Regions from separate parts of the Mus musculus genome. Here region 2 is linked to region 1. Evidence: chromatin loops called from intact Hi-C (ENCODE). Cell type or tissue: gastrocnemius. All regions are shown on one strand. Each heading gives the region's core, and the rest is flanking DNA. Links, peaks and the distances in the headings are about the cores only.

Evidence for each region. Hi-C counts contacts between places; a loop is a spot of excess contacts. Peaks named below come from ENCODE experiments on the same cell type or tissue, not always from the same donor. Only the 100,000 strongest peaks of a DNase experiment are listed, where the experiment ranks them.
Region 2: it touches region 1 in a loop (2.2-fold over the local background); 2 of 42 quality-filtered maps call a loop at or near these places.

Annotation. Positions count from the first base shown.
Region 1 is chr3:107,927,367-107,936,659 of GRCm38, reverse strand. Gstm7 (glutathione S-transferase, mu 7) reads left to right here and starts at 4,843. Exons shown (of 8, transcript NM_026672.3): 1 at 4,843-5,041; 2 at 5,270-5,345; 3 at 5,768-5,832; 4 at 6,106-6,187; 5 at 6,286-6,386; 6 at 7,502-7,597; 7 at 7,680-7,790. The coding sequence starts at 5,006. In gastrocnemius, for the core only: a CTCF peak has its summit at 4,685; DNase peaks (open chromatin) are centred at 3,661, 4,326 and 4,840; H3K4me3 peaks cover 1,143 bases; H3K27ac peaks cover 1,957 bases.
Region 2 is chr3:108,040,146-108,049,438 of GRCm38, reverse strand. It overlaps Gstm4 (glutathione S-transferase, mu 4), which reads left to right and starts at 4,583. Exons shown (of 8, transcript NM_026764.3): 1 at 4,583-4,802; 2 at 5,011-5,086; 3 at 5,480-5,544; 4 at 5,838-5,919; 5 at 6,015-6,115; 6 at 7,017-7,112; 7 at 7,193-7,303; 8 at 8,114-9,031. The coding sequence starts at 4,767. The coding sequence ends at 8,203. In gastrocnemius, for the core only: no CTCF peak of the experiment used is centred there; a DNase peak (open chromatin) is centred at 4,531; H3K4me3 peaks cover 1,412 bases; H3K27ac peaks cover 1,591 bases.

The DNA of each region.
Region 1 (9,293 bases), core at 3,479-5,978:
AGCCTGGCTCAGTGAGAGATCTTGTCTCAAAAAGTAAGGAAGAGAGAGCTTGAGGAAGACACCTGATATCAACTGCTGCCCTCCACATGCAAGCAAACCCAGGCACACATGCGCACGCGAGCGTGCACGCGCGCGCACACACACACACACTTACACACTATGTGTATATGTATATATGTGTGTGTGGTCTCATGTGCTTAGGCAGAATATTATGATTGTCAAGGTGTATGGCAGAGACTGATTTCACGTCTTGATGGCTAAGAGGCAGAGAATGTGACATGAAGGAGCCCCAAACTATACATCTGCAAGGGCCTGTCCCCAGTTCATCTTCTCTCACGGGGAGAGTCCAGGGGGCTGGGCAGCTCCAGGGAGTCTTTCAGGGTCTCAGCCTTATTCCATCTGTGGTTCCTCCATTCACCAGGGTGCTTCCTTTTTGTTGGGCTCAAGAGAAAAGTATTGAGTCAAATTACCCTTCAGGCAAAAGCCTTATCAACACCCGAGGGAAGGGAGGAAGCACAGCATGGTGAGGTCCGAAGTTGCAGGCTTGTTCTCTAAGGTGCCCCGTGAGAACAACTGGGAGGGAGAATGATGTGATAGGAGAAAGTGGGTTCAAGGTCAGCTGATACCACCCAACTAAACTAAAGGAGATTGTGTGGGTTTGTATCTCTTTTTGAAAAGTCCCAAGGACATTTCTGGATAAGGGCTTTTGGAAGAACAGAGGGCTTAGTTAATTTGTGATAGGAAAGTGGTTACTTGAAGTCCTCTGTTTAGGACTATGCTGTCTGGAAGGGCCCTCGGGGGAGGGAGAGACAAACTCCCTACCCATGTGTTCTACCTGACGACCCTGTCCTTAGATGAAGTTATAATTCAAGTATGGAAAGGAGAAAGAGAGAGAGAGAGAGAAAGCAAGCTAAAACCAAGGCAGGAAGGTCCTCTATGCAGGTGAGGCATAGAAGTATAGTTTGCTCAGGCACTCACAGGAGCATCTAAAATGGCACCATCTTGTGCTACAGAGTACCAAGAATAGTATGTGTGACTGGGCTGATGGCAGGTTGTGGGAGATTGTGGCCAAACCCTGGGTTTATCTGAGGTGAAGAACTAAATGTCTGCTATTATTGTGTGGGCTGCCCATGTGTGAGCTTAAGCCAAAATAGTGAAAAAAAAAAAAAAAAAAAAAAAAAAAACCCAAACCTGTCTCACATCTGAGATTCTGACTCAGTCCATGATTCATGGAAGCCTCGAAATGCTGGTTCTGACATTAGTGAAGAAGTCGGCGGCAGAAGCACAGGGAAACCAGACCTCTGTATGCATTCCAGTCCCAAGAGCACCACTTCTCTTCTCAAGTGGATACTTTCTCTCTGAATCTCTTTCCACAATTTGTTCCTAAATCTAGAGCCAAAAGGAAAAATAACTATGACCATTGATCGCTTTATTCCAGGACGGGGTGCTCACATCCTACAACCTGGGGTCAAATGAATCATAAGAACATTTCCACAAGGCAGATAGAGTTACCTGTCCCACTGGTCAGATAAGGAAGCCAACTGTAGAGATTCAGTCACTTGCTTGAGAACCTGGTACTAGTGATAGCTGTGCAGGACTTCTCTGTTGGTCTCTGAAGTCTGAGGCTAGCAGGTTGTGAATACCCCTGTTTTGAACCAAAAGAGAGGACTCAGGTCATTGCATAGGCTGTGTTTCCCACTCCAGGATCCTTGGGAGGGGTGAACATGTCAGCCGAGGGCCTTAGGAAGTTGAATTAAAGGGCTGAGATGAAGGATCACAAGACACTATTCATATTCCCTCTGCAGACTACCTTAGTGACTTAAATCCCCAATGGGAGAAACAGAGACCCAGGGGATATAGTTGGTGCTAGATTTGAGCAGACATGTAGAAGACATGCGCGCACGCACACACACACACACACACACACACACACACACACACACACACACACACACACACACACACACAGGGAGGTTCGTCAAGCTGTCAGGGATTCTCTACCACTTTCCACCTTAGGGTCTCTACCTGAATCTGGTAGCCCAGCTCATATTTCAGATGGACTTTTAGCCAGCAAGCTCCAGCCATGCTCCTGTCTCCACTCCTCAATGCTATGGCTACATGTGGGCTGAACCTATGCCTAGCTTGCTACGTGGACACCGGGATCAGAACTCAGGTCCTCATGGTTGTCTAGCAACCGCTCTTAACCACTGAACCGTCTCTCCAGCTCCCTAGTTGGCAGACTGCAATCCTGACATTAAATGGGGCAGTTTCCTTCCCTCTCAAGCGCTCCTTCTCCGTTCTCTGGGTGTCTGGTTTTTTACCTGGGAGATGGGATTATGTATTCTCATTGGTACTCGGTGATTATCTATGTGTGAAGCACATTGAGCTGTGTGGGTGACTTTCCATCCAGTGACTCAGTCCAGCAGAGAGCAAGAGGCATGCAAGTCATGGCCCCTCCTGGCTACCGGCAATCACAGTAACTTTTACTTCCACAGCCCTGGGTCCCCCAGAGTCCGCTTGATACACACAGAAGCTACTCTGTTAGACAGTAGGGGACTGGAGGCACCAGCACAACAGGTTTGCAGTCTGGAGTCTTTTCTACATCAAATGCTCCTCTTTCTCAGATTCTCTTTGGCTCTGGTTCTGTTGCAGGAATCATAGCATTGGTGGCTGTGCAAAGCTTCCTATGGCTATGAGAGGGATGAACTGGAGAGCTGAGGGCTGCAGCCCAAGGCCCACTGTACCTGGTTTCTTGATAACCCTCAGCAGTAGGTCTCTGAACCCTGCAGAAATTATCTGAGCAGGCTCTCCTGGTAAGATGGAACAAACACTCCCAGTGTCTCTTTGCATGGCCCCATGGAGCAGGGCTGGATATGAGGCAGCTTTGGGACTCAGTGAGATTGACCTGAGGCTCCACAGAGAGCGGGTTGGACCTCTACTTGCAAGAGAACAATTAGAGCTGGCTCAGCATCCTTAGCTGGCCCTCCTCCCCTTGTGCATTTGATCCTGGGTTTGCTGGGTCCCTGGCTCAGGTCTGGGCTCTCTGTCCTGCTGCACTGGCCTGTCATGGACGTCTTTGTCTGGTTACAGGACGTTTCTGTGTAAACCAGCAAGGATGTTCCCTGTGAGAAATGGTCGTGTCTGTGAAGGCAAGGAGTGGCAGGGTGTCCTGTGGGAAGACAGGCAGAGAGGGGACAGAATGGGAGCCCTAAAGTCTCAGTCGCAGTCATCCCCCTGCTACTCTGGCACCATCTTGCTGTTCCCTAATCCCTGCCCCATTCTTGCCCCAGCTCCTTTTCCTTCAACTCAGTGGCCTCCTGAAGTGGCCGTCCCTGAAGTTGGCTTCACTGTCCTGTCCAGCAGTGACTGTGCTGTGCTGTGCTGAGGAGCTGGGGGAGCCCATCATCTTTAGGCTCTGTACTTGCAACACGTGTGTAACAGAGGCAGGTCTTATCTGCAGTATACCCCAGTGAGGTCTCTGCATATGGGAGCCTGTCTGGTCCCCATAAGGCTTGAGTCACACTTGCTTTGACTGCCATTCCAGCTTTCACTATTGCCTCTAAGGACTGTCTGGAGACCCTAATAGAGCCTGGTTCACAGGGGTCCAAGCGGACTAAGAAGGACACCTCCCAGTGCAGGCAGCCTTCACCGGGTCTCTAGAACATGAAGGGTACCTTGTGGCTGGAAACTTGCCCACCCCACAATGTCACTGAGATCAGACATTAATAAAAGTTGGTCGAAAAAAATCAGAGCAATGCTATCTCAAACTAAGGCAGGTTTCCTCACCCTCAGCTACATTTTAACACAACCAAATGAAACCAACATAAACATAAAACGTGTTTAAAAGAGTTGAGATCTGAGTGAGTTGGCGGTGCTTCCTAAAAGAGACAGGTGTGGCACTCCATGTCCTTAATCTTAGCACTCGGGAGCTGAGACAGGAGAACTGAGCCTAATCCAAGACCAGCCTGGGTTACACAGGGTCCCAAGGCCAACCTCTAAAGCCATCGCAAAAGAGAAAAGGATAAAAAAGAAACATAAGACAAAGAACACTTGTTCCTCGGGAATTGGGCACAAGGCTTTCAAGGCTCTGTAAAGAGAAACATGTTCCGTCAATTGTCAGAAGTCACAGGTCCAAGTGCAAGCCTGGCCAGGAAGCAGCACGGCAGAGGTGATTATCAATCACAGCTACTCCAGGGTCTCACGCATCCCCGGCATGGTGTTAGTGGGAAAGAAAATGAAATGACTCTTGGTTATAAGATTTTGTACTCATGCTGGAAAGAGTCAAAGGTAGGGGGTGGGAAGATCAGGAGAGAGGGAAAGGCAAGCCAAGGAAGGCGGAGTTTAGCGGAGGGCACCCGAACAAGGAAGCAGCTACAGTATACAGGTGATTAAGTGGGCACTCATTTCTTTTGTGAATTTTTTCAAAGATTAATGTTATATCAGAATAAAAAACAGAAAAAAAACTCCAGATACATCATTTACTATGTGATCCAGGACACACACACACACACACTTAAATGAAATAAATTTCATCAGAAAAATTTGTTTTGCATTCATGAATATATTTGTATTATCATGTTTTCCAGTTCTTCGTTCTTTAAGTATTCACAGTATAAAAGATAATTTTGCCCTCAGGACACAGTTGTCAAGGTCCTAGGCCTTCCGAACTGTCACCACTGGGGAATGCTGCTGCCATCTAGACTAGAGGGTAGAAAATAGCAGTCCTACAGCGGAAACCCAGCACCACCAATAAGAAGCTAGCAAACCCAGCCCCGCCTTTCGCTCTTGGCACTCAGCCAAGCCACCACCATAACAATGGAGCTCAGGCAGCCTTGGCTCTGGGGGCGGCCCTGGCCTTGTTCCTGGATGCCGGTATTGGCTGGAACTGGGAGGTGGGGAAGGGCAGTCTGAAGACCTGACAAAGCGAAGCCAATCCGTTTCTGGCAGCTCTCTGAACAGCCAAGGCTAGATTGACACTGAGCCTGTCCGTTCAGACCTCGGCACCATGCCCATGACACTGGGTTACTGGGACATCCGTGGGGTGAGAGAGGGGTCCGAATGCAGAGTAGGACTTGGAGGAGGGACAAGGATCCGTGCAGTCAATGGAGGCATGCTCTTGCAGCTGTGTATGTGTGTGTGTGTGTGTGTGTGTGTGTGTGTGTGTGTGTGTGTGTGTTCTGGTCCATCCATGGACATAGTGAAACTAGGTCAGAGAATGAGGACTCGTGTAGAAGGGGTAAAGAATTTTACCATCTCTTGTCTCTTACAGCTAGCCCATGCCATTCGCCTGTTCCTGGAATACACAGACTCAAGCTATGAGGAGAAGAGATACACCATGGGTGATGGTGACTGCATCCTTTCTAGTCAGATCCCTGCCCAACTCCTGTCCATTGTTGCCCAGCAACCAACCTCATCACTCAGCTCTGACACTTTTTTGTTGGAGCTGTAACATGCCCCTTCCAAAACCCTTGATGGTGTGGTTTGATTTGCCAATGGAAGATGCTAAGGAAAGATTTGAGTGTACTCTGTATTTATAACTGGGCTCCATTCTTCTAGCAATTGGCTAAATCTTTCACAAGCTTTAGCGATGAAGAAGCTCACAGCCCTTACAAACATCTTCATCCTTGCAAGCTTGCAGTATGACTTTGTGAGTCAGCTTGCAGGTCCACTGCTTTGGAGAGTCTTGTCTCTGACCCCTTGGGAAAATCTTGGGAAAGGGGTTTGAACACATGGGTCCTTTGATTTCATATTATCTTGTCCACCACAGCTCCTGACTATGACCAAAGCCAGTGGCTGAATGAGAAATTCAAGCTGGGCCTGGACTTTCCTAACGTAAGTACAGGAGAGGGGAGGTGTGGAGATGGTGGTGGTGTCCCTGTTTATACAGATGGGATCAGTCCTTTGGCTTTCATCTTCGCATTCCTGGTTGTCCACACCATCTTTCTGTGATGGGCTGTATCCCAGCTCTCTGTTCAGTGAGCAGCATTTTCATAGAAGGTTTTCCATGGCAGGCACACTGAGTGCCAGGCCTCGTGTCTGTCCTCACCCAAGGAAGGGATTCTGGGATTTCATATCCCATCTGACTCTCCATGCTTGTCCATTCAGCTGCCCTACTTGATCGATGGGTCACACAAGATCACGCAGAGCAATGCCATCCTGCGCTACCTTGGCCGCAAGCACAACCTGTGTGAGTGGGGCCGGCTGCAGGGGTGGGGACCGATGGCCACCAGCTGGGCTTGGCCAGGGTGGCATGTTGAGTGTGAGTCTGGGCTGTGTTTTTCACAGGTGGGGAGACAGAGGAGGAAAGGATCCGTGTGGATATTCTGGAGAATCAGCTTATGGACAACCGCATGGTGCTGGCGAGGCTTTGCTACAACGCTGACTTTGTGAGTCCTGCTCTGGGCTGGATGAGGTGGGGGAACCAGAGCTTGTACCTTTGCCTTCTCATCTGCTCTGTTTGCTTAGCATCTAACGTCTTAGCGCTGCTCACCTACAGATGATACTCTGAACTGCTGGCGGAGTCATGGTGACACAGTATGGAGACTGAGACAGAAGGACTAAGGTTACGGTCTTCCTGGTTACACTGTCTCAAAATCAAAAGCACTAAAACAAAACCAAACCTTCCATGCACGTACACACACACTCTTGTACACACACACACACACACACACACACACACACACACACACACACCCTGCCAACATAGAGTCTTGTCAAATGGCACTTACAATGAACTTCAGCAACTAGAACAAACACTCCACAGTCCAGTGTCGGTAGCTGGGTAGTAAAGACTGTGTTTAGAATCTCTCAGCTCTGATCACCCATTTCTGGCCTGGGTTATGTCTCCTACTCGGTTATGTCTTACATCATCATTGCTTCTATAGTACACATTCCAACAATGAGAAAAAGTGGAGTAAGCTGGAAATGGATGGGAGCCATCACCTGGGGACTCTTCCCAACCAGATACCCAGAGCCATGCCTGGGATACTCACAGTAATAAGGAAGTGTTCCCAAAAGGCAGTCTACAGCTGGCTAAGCCTCTTCTTGCCTCATCTCCTTTCACCCCATCACACTTCATCTTTCTGAAACTGCCCCAGAGCCCTACCGTTCTTCTTCCTGCAGAACATCCAACTTCTCTTCCAGAATGCTTTAGTTATTTGCTTCTCTGACTCACATTACATCTGAATGCGAGAGCCAGCTCACACAGTCCTGGGTGTGACTCACAAGAGTTGTTCTGAGCACCTGTGGTGAGTCTCAGGGACAGCGTGCCCCTGTGTAGATCCTCATCACCTCTGATATTGGATCTGGTGCCTGTAGGACTCTAATCAATAGACATAATGAATTAATAATAGTGACATCATAAATTAAAGCAGAATTAACCCAGGCCTAGTCTCGGGAAGGTGGCTGCACCTCTGCCCAGATGGGGTCTTTGTCGCCCTGTTTGGGCGGCCTCTGCTCGGAATCTTGTGACTGAGGGTGATCACAGTGTGTTCCGCTCTAGGAGAAGCTGAAGCCAGGGTACCTGGAGCAACTCCCTGGAATGATGAGGCTTTACTCTGAGTTCCTGGGCAAGCGGCCATGGTTCGCAGGGGACAAGGTAAAGGGAGGGGTGGGGAGGAGGGGTTGCCATCCTTCCCAGGTTACCTGATCCAAGCACACTCACCCTCGGCTTCCTACAGATCACCTTTGTGGATTTCATTGCTTACGATGTGCTTGAGAGGAACCAAGTGTTTGAGGCCAAGTGCCTGGATGCGTTCCCAAACCTGAAGGACTTCATAGCGCGCTTTGAGGTGACGGACGCTCTAAATCCTCGTTCTTCTTTGAGGTCCTCCCTTCCCCACTCTGCTTGCAAGGCCCTTGGCCCTGGAACTGAGCTTAAAATCAGCAAAAGCCAGTAGCATGTACTGAGTGCTTGCTTTCTGGCTCAGCATACGTTATCTATTGGGTAAAAATTATCATTACAACCAACTTGCAGGGCAGATTGAATTATGAGTCCTATGGGACAGATAAGGAAACAGACTATAGAGGCTAAGTCCCTTACTAGCAGAGGTTGTGCCCAGCTCCCTGGGGGTGTGTGGCCTTTAAGGCCAGCAGGGAGTAGACATTTCCTATTTTGTGTCAAAAGGAAGAGCCTCGGGTCCTTGTGCTGCCTAGGTTACTCAGTCCAGAATGCTGGGGAAAGGCAGAACGTGGCAGGAGTGTGTAAGCCGCAGACATTCAGAGAGGGAGGCATGGTGGGATTTGTGTGAAATAGCCGCGTGTAGACAATACCAGGTCTTCAGAAAGTTTCACTCAGGTCCATCCGCATCTGAGCACATGCCAAACCCCAGAGATGTTTTTGGTGCTAGATTTGAGAGTGTATGTGAGCCCTATTCAGGATTTTATCTTAAAGAGTTGTATGGTTATAGGGCCTTTGCCCTTTTCTTTTCCCCATGTCTCCATGAGGCCATTTCTACAATGTATTTATATACTTATTTAGACTCCTATTCACTGGCCCCCTCCTCTGTATGAGGCTCAGTATCAGGCCCAGTGAGGCATGGAAAGAACTCCATTCAGAGACCAAGTATAGCAGAGTGCAGTGAACGTAACCGGCACAGAGTCACCCGGGAGCTGTGAGTCACAGCTTGGCCCTCACTGCATAGCTAGTCATGGGTCCCCCAGAGTCTACTTAGCACCTACAGAATATGCTTTCAGAGATTTGGGAACTGCAGGCATTAGAACAACAGGCTTGCAGTCTGGAATCTTGTCCCTATATCAAGTGATATATCTTCTCAGCTGGTTTCACCAATTCTGGGTCTGGTCCTGACCCAGTGGCCTTGAAAGTGTACCAGGGCTGCTGTGGTCATGATAGGGAAGGATAGAAGAGCTGAGGGCTGCAGCCTGAGGCCTGCTGCACCTGGTTTCTTGATTGCAGTTAGCTCTAGGTCTCTGAACCATGCAGAATTTATCTGAGCAGGCTCTCCTGGTAAGATGGAACAAACACTCCCAGTGTCTCTTTGCATGGCCCCATGGAGCAGGGCTGGATATGAGGCAGCTTTGGGACTCAGTGAGATTGGCCTGAGGCTCCACAGAGAGCGGGTTGGACCTCTACTTGCAGGAGAACAATTAGAGCTGGCTCAGCATCCTTAGCTGGCCCTCCTCCCCTTGTGCATTTGATCCTGGGTTTGCTGGGTCCCTGGCTCAGGTCTGGGTTCTCTGTCCTGCTGCACTGGCCTGTCATGGACATCTTTGTCCTGCTACAGAAGGTTTCTGTGTAAACCAGCAAGGATGTTCCCTGTGAGAAAGGATCGTGT
Region 2 (9,293 bases), core at 3,300-5,799, 110 kb before region 1:
CCTCCTGTAACTCCAGCTACAGAGAAGATCTGATGCTTCTGGCCTCCTGGGCCACTTGCAGTTGTGCTCACAGACACATATTTCTAAAAATCTTTAAATAAGTTAGCGTAGACCTAAATTCACCCTTAAAATATAGACCACTCTGGAATGAAATCACTTCTGGTATCCAAAATCATTGTGAGGTTCTGTCAACATTGAATGCATTGGAAATGTAGAGGTTTCTGGCTTTGGCAAGAATTATAAAACTGCAGTAACAGATCCAAATGAAACACTGAAGCCCCCTGTGGTGTGCTTGCACCTTGTGCCCCAGCTCTCAGGAGCATGAGGCAGAAATATTGCCCGGGGGGGGGGTGTGAAATCAGCTTGGGCATAATAGTGAGTTCCAGCACGGTCTGGGCTGTAGTGTGAGATGCTGTTTCAACAAAACAAACCCAAGACTAAAACAAAACTCACAGTCAAAACAATAACAAACACCCCCCCAAACCAAACAACCCCTTCCAAAAAGAAACCCCAAACCTATAAAACAATAATTAAACTTTTAGCTTTAATACAATTTAAATAAATATCTGTTGAGCATGGGATCTAGAACTTCAGAGAAGAGCTTTAGGCAAGCAGCGTGCTCAACACAGCAACAGTAACCAAGACTCTAATCACCTGGAAAAGACAGGCTTTGGAGGAACTTGAAGAGATTGCTTCTAATTATTACAAATAAGTGACTCAAAAAAAAAAAAAAAGGCAGAAAACCAGGAAGCTTTGAGTGCTCATTATCTGGTCAGGATGTCTGCTCATATTATAAAGGTAATTTCAAAGGTAGCTGAGCAAAAGTGTCTCATGGCACATAAATCAGCAGCAATTATAAACCAACATCGGTGCTGTGACTTCACAGATGTAACCAAAGAGGTTTGAAAACTATGTCTTCCTGCCAGCTGTGTGCTGCTAATCAGTGTAGTGTGCGATGTGGAACAGAGCCAAGATCTTGGAGACCTTGCCAACCTCTAAATGGATGGACTGCCTCCCACAGTGGAATATGCTCTGATGACTTCCCAGCTCCCTTCTCCACGCAGGGCAAATTGAAGCTTTTCCTTTCTTGTATTGCTTTAACTGTGCTATATATATATATGTATATATTCATTTTCAGGGGAAAACTAGAGCTACTAAAATTGTAAAACTAAACAAACCAAGCCCCCTTTCTCCCTTAGCTTAACACTTTACCAGTGGCTTTAAAGAATACCAGATCAGTCCCTTCCAGGCCTGGGGATGACCTCCTGAGGAGTTAATAAGATGCTGGCCCATGTGTTTGAAAGTTTCACCTCCAATCTTAGGCGCGATGTAATTGTGATGAACTTCAATCAAGGAGTGTAAGAGATTCACTTAGCACCGACAATGCTATCAAGAGGTACTAGCTTCAATGTCAAACTCCCTAGCTATTGTCTATAGCATGAGACTATTTTTAAAGGCCTGAGAAGAATTTTCCTTTAGTCAACATAAGAAGGGTTTTGTGAAACTCTAAAATATTTATCCAAAGGTTAGTATTGATCAGCTTGAAGAGTACATATTCACTCCAAAGCACTGAGCACCCATTCTATCGGAAATGGTTTTGTTTGTTTTTGTTTCTTTTGAGACAGGGTTTCTTTGTGTAGCTCTGGCTGTCTTGGAACTCATTCTGTAGGTAGGCTGGCCTCGAACTCATACAAATCTGATTGCCTCTGCCTTCTGAGTTCTGGGATTAAACATGCATGCCTCCACCACTCAGTAGAAAATTTTAAAAAATTATTAATTATTCTCCATGTATGTATGTATGTATGTATGTATGTATTGCATGTGTGCAAGTGCTCATGGAATCCAGAAGGGGTGTGGGTCAGGAGGTAGTGAGCTACCTGATATAGGTGATGGAAACCAAACCCAGGTCCTCTGCAAGAGCACTAAGTGTTCTTAATTGCTGAGTCATCTTGCCAGCCAACCATAGAAATCTTAAAATGAGATCCCTGGGAGTCCTCTAGAAGATGCTGAGTCACAGGTAGACAGCTTCCATGTCAGACACTGGTAAAGATTAACATTCAGATCCAGAGCCCTTTCCTGCCCATTAGTCCTTCTCTTCTTTCCACTTTGAAGCTCTCAAGTCAAAAGCGTTATTTCTCCCATCTTGATCCTTCTATGTCTGATGCCAGGTACTCTCTACCTGTCACTTAAGAGTTTATAATACTTCCCTGCCCTTCTCCCAGATCACCGCTGCAGCTCTGGATCTGAAGGTTGCTAACTTATGACCCTCACATGACTCTGACAACAAAAATTTCACAGCTGCTTTAAAAAAAAAAAAGTCAGAAGGGAACTTCCCTTTAAGAGGCCCCTCTGGTAGTTACCTTTGCTCATGGTCTGGATTCCAGTCTCCAGTCTTGCAAAACTTTTGGGTCCTCCTGAGGTCACTACAAGCCTATCAGCAAGGCCAATCAACTATAATTTATTTTGGGGTTACTCAGGCTGCCACAGCTTCTTGCTTTCTTCAGGGCTATCTAAACCTGTCTAGCAGGAACTGTTTAAATTCTATTCAATAAGTCTATCTTGTACGGAGGTATTAAATAGTCAAAAATAAGTTGTTGTTGTTTTAAGCAACAAGATGAAACAAAAAACAAGAACCCAACGCCCAGAACTTTGTTCATCTTGAGACACAAAGGATGCTCACACGTCTGGAGCCATATGAGTTCCACCATGTCTCTAGTGACATGAGGCTGACACCTTCTCCTGTACACTAACTTACTCTGATTCCAACTAGTCCTTAGAGTGTTCCAGATATTTAAAACTATCTGCCAAGAAATCACGCTTATTCAAGGATAACTAGATAACCCTTTCAAAACGAGGCAAGCACAGATAATTTGGGAGAACTCCCAGGAGGGTTACGGGATTCCTTTTTATAAATGATCACTTCCATAGTGGGACTGGGACAAAAATACATACAGCAAAAATTGGCAGAAGGAACTCTGTGAGTTACAGGGCAGCCTGGGCTACATAGTGAGACCCCTAATCTCAAACACCAAAAATCAAAGAGACAAACACATTGAGAGATATGTAGAAATAGTTCTATGCTTGATAATGAGTAGGGAAGTCAGAAGACAAGCAAGGGAAATGGCAAGTTAAGCAACACAATAAACCAACATGCAAAACACATGCTTTGCCACAGCAGTAGAAAAGTCACTAAGACAAGTACACAATTAAGGATTACAGGTCCATGTGTGATGACACACGCCTTTAATTTCAGCACACAGAGGCAGAGACAGGTGGATCTCCGTGAATTCAAGGCCAGCCTGGTCTATACAGTGAGTTCTAGGACATCTGGGGATATGCAGAGAGTGACACATCCTTGTCTCTGAGAAACAACAATAAAAACCAAACAAAAACTTGCCCCCCCCACCCCCCCAAACCTTCAAAACACCACCATCATCAACCAAAAAACCCAAAAAACAGATTACAGCTGCGTGTTATCTTAGGTCATAGAAGTTTATTACATGGAAAATCCAAGACAAGTATTTCTTCTTACATCATTCTCTTAAAGGAAGGCTAAACAGACAGACAGAGTACATAGTAGAATAGCAAGCTTAAGGGACTTCAAGATGTATTATTAACTCTTGCTGTGAGGTCCAGTGAAAGTCCCAGTCTCTTAGAATGTGAGAATTATTTTTGTCACAATGCATTGCCACAGTACATTCTTAACATTAGTAAGAATTGTAAGTATGGTCACCTGCCACTTTAGCACATTTTAGTTAAAGATGGACCCTATATACTCAGGAAGACTTATAATGGAGCTTAAAATTCTTATTTGGTGATCTTGTAGAAGTCTTAATGTAATAACAAAATGCAGTGAGTGTGTGATGTCTGTTGTACAAAATGAGAGCCCACTTCCCTAAGCCCCCCTCCGCAGACTACAGTCTTTGGACACATACGACAACCAATGTTGTGTGAAGAAACAGTGTGCCTTGCTATGAACAGCAGCTATTGAGAACTCAGACATCTCTCTCTTGATTGCATTTGCTATAAACTAATCCTGAGTTGTCACATGCTGACCCTGTGTACCCTCGGACATTTCAGAAGTCTTAGGTCTGTGTAAGTACACACTAAGACGGTCACTCAATAGAGAAAGCTGCCTCTGTCCTTGGGTAATACAGACATCCTGACCATGTATGAAACTTCAAATTTTCCATTTTCCACCCTTTTTTTGAGTCAGGGGTTTATCTGTGATAGAAATAATCTCTTTGAATTCAGATGAGGAACTTCTGAACAGAAAGACAACATGTTCTCTGCCAGACGGAAAAACATCACCTGGGGACCACTGTCATCAGCAGAGCCCCGCAGAAGTCTGTCTTGTTTGACAGCAGGGTTGAAGTGCTTAATCAGCACTTCCGGGTTGGGGCCTCTCCTAGTGGCCTGACCCTCCCACAGACCGAAGGCAACAGGGTAAGAAGGCAGAGCGGTACGGCAAAGGCAGGGAGTTACTAGAGCTCTGCATCTGCGCACCGGGCTGGACGATTGGGCGGAACTGCAGGCGGGATCGCTTATTACGCTTTCCGGTCTGTTGGGGGCGGAGCTCAGTAATTTGGCTTCTGTAGGTGACTGTCAGGGGAAAAGCTGTAGAGCAGGGTGTGTGTTGCGGGGCAGAGTCTGGAGGGGCAGGATCACGCCGGGCACCAGCCCCGCCCAGGGACCCGAGGGCACTAGGATAAAGTCAAAGTTGCTCACACCGGAGGCCGGTGGACTCAGTCTCAGGCACCAGCATCATGCCTATGACACTGGGTTACTGGGACATCCGTGGGGTGAGCAACCACCTGATGAGTGGGAAGGATTGCAGGGTTAGGAGAAGGCGAGCTGGGGGGTGAGGATGGGGTGGGGCGAGAGGAATCCCTTGCTTGTCTGGCTCAGGGTCTTGCACACATGTCCTTGCTGGTTTGTGCGCCCGTGTATATGCACTTGGAGGAGGTGAAGTCACACAGAAGTCCCCCGCCCCCATTCCTATCTTTTCAGCTAGCTCACGCTATTCGGCTGCTCCTAGAATACACAGGCTCAAGCTATGAAGAGAAGAGATACACCATGGGAGACGGTAATGCTATTTGTCGGTCAGACGTCTCCTGTCCATTGGCGCCTAGCAATTGGTGCCTACATTACATTTCACGCCTCCCGCACTACGGGGCTCCCCCAGATGGACTTAGAATCTGCCTCTTTCAGTAAGCCCCAGAGAGCTGGGCTTGACCTTCCTTCCTCCTGGAAGTGAAGGGGTGGATACCCCTCCTGTTGAAATTAGATCACATTCCTCATCAAGATTTGCCTAAACTTTGTAGGCCCCTCAGTTCCAAGCACTCTTTATTCCTGAAACTTTCAGGGATAAAGGCTCACTGTGTGAGGTTACAGATCCTTGTCTTAGGGGGTTGGGTCCCTGAAATAGGTGTGTTGGACACTGGGCTGATTTCTCTTTATGCAATCTCATCAATCACAGCTCCTGACTATGACCGAAGCCAGTGGCTGAGTGAGAAGTTCAAATTGGGCCTGGACTTTCCCAATGTAGGTAGAGGGGGACGGGGAGGTTTGGGGACGGGGAGGTTTGGGGAAGTCATCTCACCTCCTCACCTGGAAGAGGGGCTTGGAGTCAATGCTTCCTTCTGTTCACTTGCTTCCGTTCCTGGTGGCGTTTCTGAGATGGGCTGTGTCCTAGCTTTTCCATTCAGTGTGCAGTGTGTTCGTAGAGGGCTTCCCATGCTAGCCATGATGAACGGCAGGCCACATGTCAGTCCTAATCCAGAGAAGGAAGGCTGGGACCTCACATCCTGTCTGACCATCCTTTATTGTCCAAGCAGTTGCCTTACTTGATTGATGGGTCACACAAGATCACGCAGAGCAATGCCATCCTGCGCTACATTGCCCGCAAGCACAACCTGTGTGAGTGGGGCGTCAGCAGGGTGGGGTGGGGGACAACCCCCTTGGCTTGGCTGGTGTGAGGTGTTGAAGATGCGTCTGTGCTGTGTGTGCTGCAGGTGGGGAGACAGAGGAAGAGAAGATTCGCGTGGACATTTTGGAGAACCAGGCTATGGATGTCTCCAATCAGCTGGCTCGAGTCTGTTACAGCCCAGACTTTGTGAGTCTCATCTCACTCCCTCCCTGGGCTGGACCAGGCAGCGTTTGGGTCAGGAGTCAGCTCCCTCAGGTTCCCAATCTGCACAGATCTTATTTACCTTTTGAATTTCTTAGCCTCTTACCCTCCAGGATGTTTCATGTGTTGTCATCAGCTGTCCCCATGACACTGAACTATCAAATGAATGCTCTTACTTAGGCCCCACCTATTTTAGGGTGCAGTCCAGACTTCCCAGAGTGGACATTAAGTTCCTAGATAGTGGAGTTGTGTTTTCCAAGTGTTTTCTACCTGTGTCCTCTGCCAGCTAGTTCATATCTTTGCTGGTCACGAAATACAGGAATATCCCATGGATTAGAAAATGAAGTCCAAGATGAGGGACTGTCACAGAACCCTTTCCAGCCTCTCAGAGTGCTTCTGTTCACACCCCCTGGAGTCAGCATATTCCTTAGGTAGCACAGGGTCAGCCTGAAGGATTTTCTCTCCTTTTTTGCTTCAGATTCTCCTCAATTTATGGGGAAAACTCAAGTATATTTCATTCTTCTGGACCCATTGTGTGGACTCTCATCTCCTCTGAGTATTTTAGTTCTTGATTCTTTGATGCTGCCTGGCATTGGTACCTGCCAGGTGCGCAGGGTACCCAGCCATGTAGGCATCAAGAATGATGATGCCCCACTGTGGGCAGTCTTATTCTTCCCTGGTCTTCCACTGCATTTGAAGGGTGGGGTGGGCTACCGAGGCGTCTAGTAAGTAAGTGCTCATATGTTAAATCGAGACCTGGACTGTGACTGAGTCTCCATCTTAGTGGAGACGGCTGCCCACCTCTGGCTATTTAGGGCCGTGCATGATACTGAAGGGCCAGTCCTTCTTCAGGAACTTACATGGTGACAGCTGTTTTCTGCCTCAGGAGAAACTGAAGGTGGAATACTTGGAGCAGCTCCCTGGAATGGTGAAGCTCTTCTCACAGTTCCTGGGCCAGCGGACATGGTTTGTTGGTGAAAAGGTAAAGGGGGAAAAGTTGAGCATTGTCATTCTTCTCGGGGACAGAATTCCATGCCATCTCTCATTCGTGGCCCTTTGCAGATTACTTTTGTAGATTTCCTGGCTTACGATATCCTGGACCTGCACCTTATATTCGAACCCACGTGCCTGGACGCCTTCCCAAACCTGAAGGACTTTGTGGCCCGCTTTGAGGTGATGCCCTGGTCCTTCTTCCCCTTGGCTGTCAACTTTGCCTTGATGTTTTCTTGGGCTGAGGATAAGAATCAGGAATTGAGCAATTGCTTTCTGCCAGTGTCAGTGCCGAGCACCCTACATCTGTTGATCAGGCTTATAGTGATCAGCGTTCCTCCGTGGTGGAGGGGACTATCAGTCCCATTGCTTGGCTAAGCAAATGTGAAACTGTGGAGTTATACTTGCTCAGGGCTTCAGCACTAGCAGAGCTGTGCCAGGGTCTCCCTTGACTTCCCTTGGATACAGGCAGCTCTGGACCTCATTGATGTCTTTAGAGATATTCTAGGGGCTCACGCTCCTGCTAGAAGGCCAACAGCGTATGTAAATGCCAGTGCACCTTGTCCATGCCTGTATCGAGGCTGGAGACGGGATTGGATGAAGCTCAGTACCAGGTTCAGAAGTGTGGCTTTCTCCTTAGGGAATGATTACAGTGAGCCTGGCTTTTCTTTTCTGATCTATCTGTATCTATAAACTTTGACCCTGGTTTTGCAGAGTCACTGGATGACATAGGGGTTATCTTCAAAACATGCCTCTTTGTCCTGCTAGACAGATTCATAGTCAGTGTGCAAACCCAGGCAAGATGTGTGCAAGAGGAGCATGGGGAGGTCAGGAAGGGAGTGGGCCAAGAGAGTACAAAATCTGAGAGACAGAGGCCAGGCTAATCCCAGATGGGTGCCATGTAATAGCAGTGTGGGCAGGAGGAAGCTGTTTAACCTCTCTGGCCCTGAGCAAATCTTAGTGTTTGGTTTTCTGTTTTTCTTTAACTCTCAGGTACTGAAGAGGATCTCTGCTTACATGAAGACCAGCCGCTTCCTCCGAACACCCCTATATACAAAGGTGGCCACTTGGGGCAATAAGTAGAGCCTTGACTGGGCAGGAAGTGGGAACCGGGGGTTCTGGGAACAGTTGAACTTCCTGTAGCCCTAGTGCTGCTTTCTGTCCATCCCCTTCCTGACCCCAGAGTGTCAAAGGTCCTCTTTTCTTTCATCCAGTCCCTGCCCTTTCAAACCCTCTAAAGCCTAGGCTCCTAGTTTTCCTTTAGCAAAATGCCCTTCTAGCATGACTGTGTCCCGCGCCCACTTGATGGTCTTGCCTGCCAGCAGCTGTGCTGTTGTGAAGAGTTGGGACTCTCCATCAGCACTCAGCCTGGGGCTCCCCATGCTTGTCTGGAGACCAGAGACGGCTGGTGTGTGAATTTGGTCTCTGCACAGCTCTTTTGGGTCCCTCCTGTAAAGCCTGAACCACACTGGCTCTGGCTGCCGCACTACCAGCTTTTACTACTATCTCCAGTGGCTGCCTAGTGACCCGGGCAGAGGCTGAGTTCACAGGGATTTTAGTTGGATAGGCAGGGGTTTGGCCCTTCCTAGCCCCACCTGTTTGTTTCTCAGGAGGCAGCTGCAGAAGGCTCTGTGGAGCTCAAAGGGAGCTTAGATCTCCTTTATGCTAGCAGCACTGAGATTTGTCATGCAGGTCTCAGTGGTGAGGATCCAGGCTGATAGGAGTCCCCAGCAGAAAGCCAGGATCCTCTCTGCCCACTGTGCTATGGCTGCCTTATATCTATATGTCTCCAGGATCCTGTCTCTGATGTCTTCAGAGTATCCCGTCTTGGTCACCAGGGATGGGGGCCATCTTGGTTAATCCCTCCTCTTTGTGAGCCCCCGTGAAATAAATTTCTTCATGCTTTCGTAATTTCAGATGTCTTTTCCTACCATTGATGTCAGCAATACTTTGGATAGGTATAGAACTGTAGAGTGAACTTTCCATTTCAGATGGCCTCGCCCCTTTCAGAAATGCAGTGTTTCTGCTGAGAAGTATCCAGTCACTCTGACTAGGATTCTTTTGTATGTGTTCCACTTTGATACTTCAGATGGCCACCTTTGTCTTGAGATCCCCAAATCAAAGCCTTTGTCAGGATCTGTACTGGGCCTGGTGCTTCTCCACACCCTCTCTG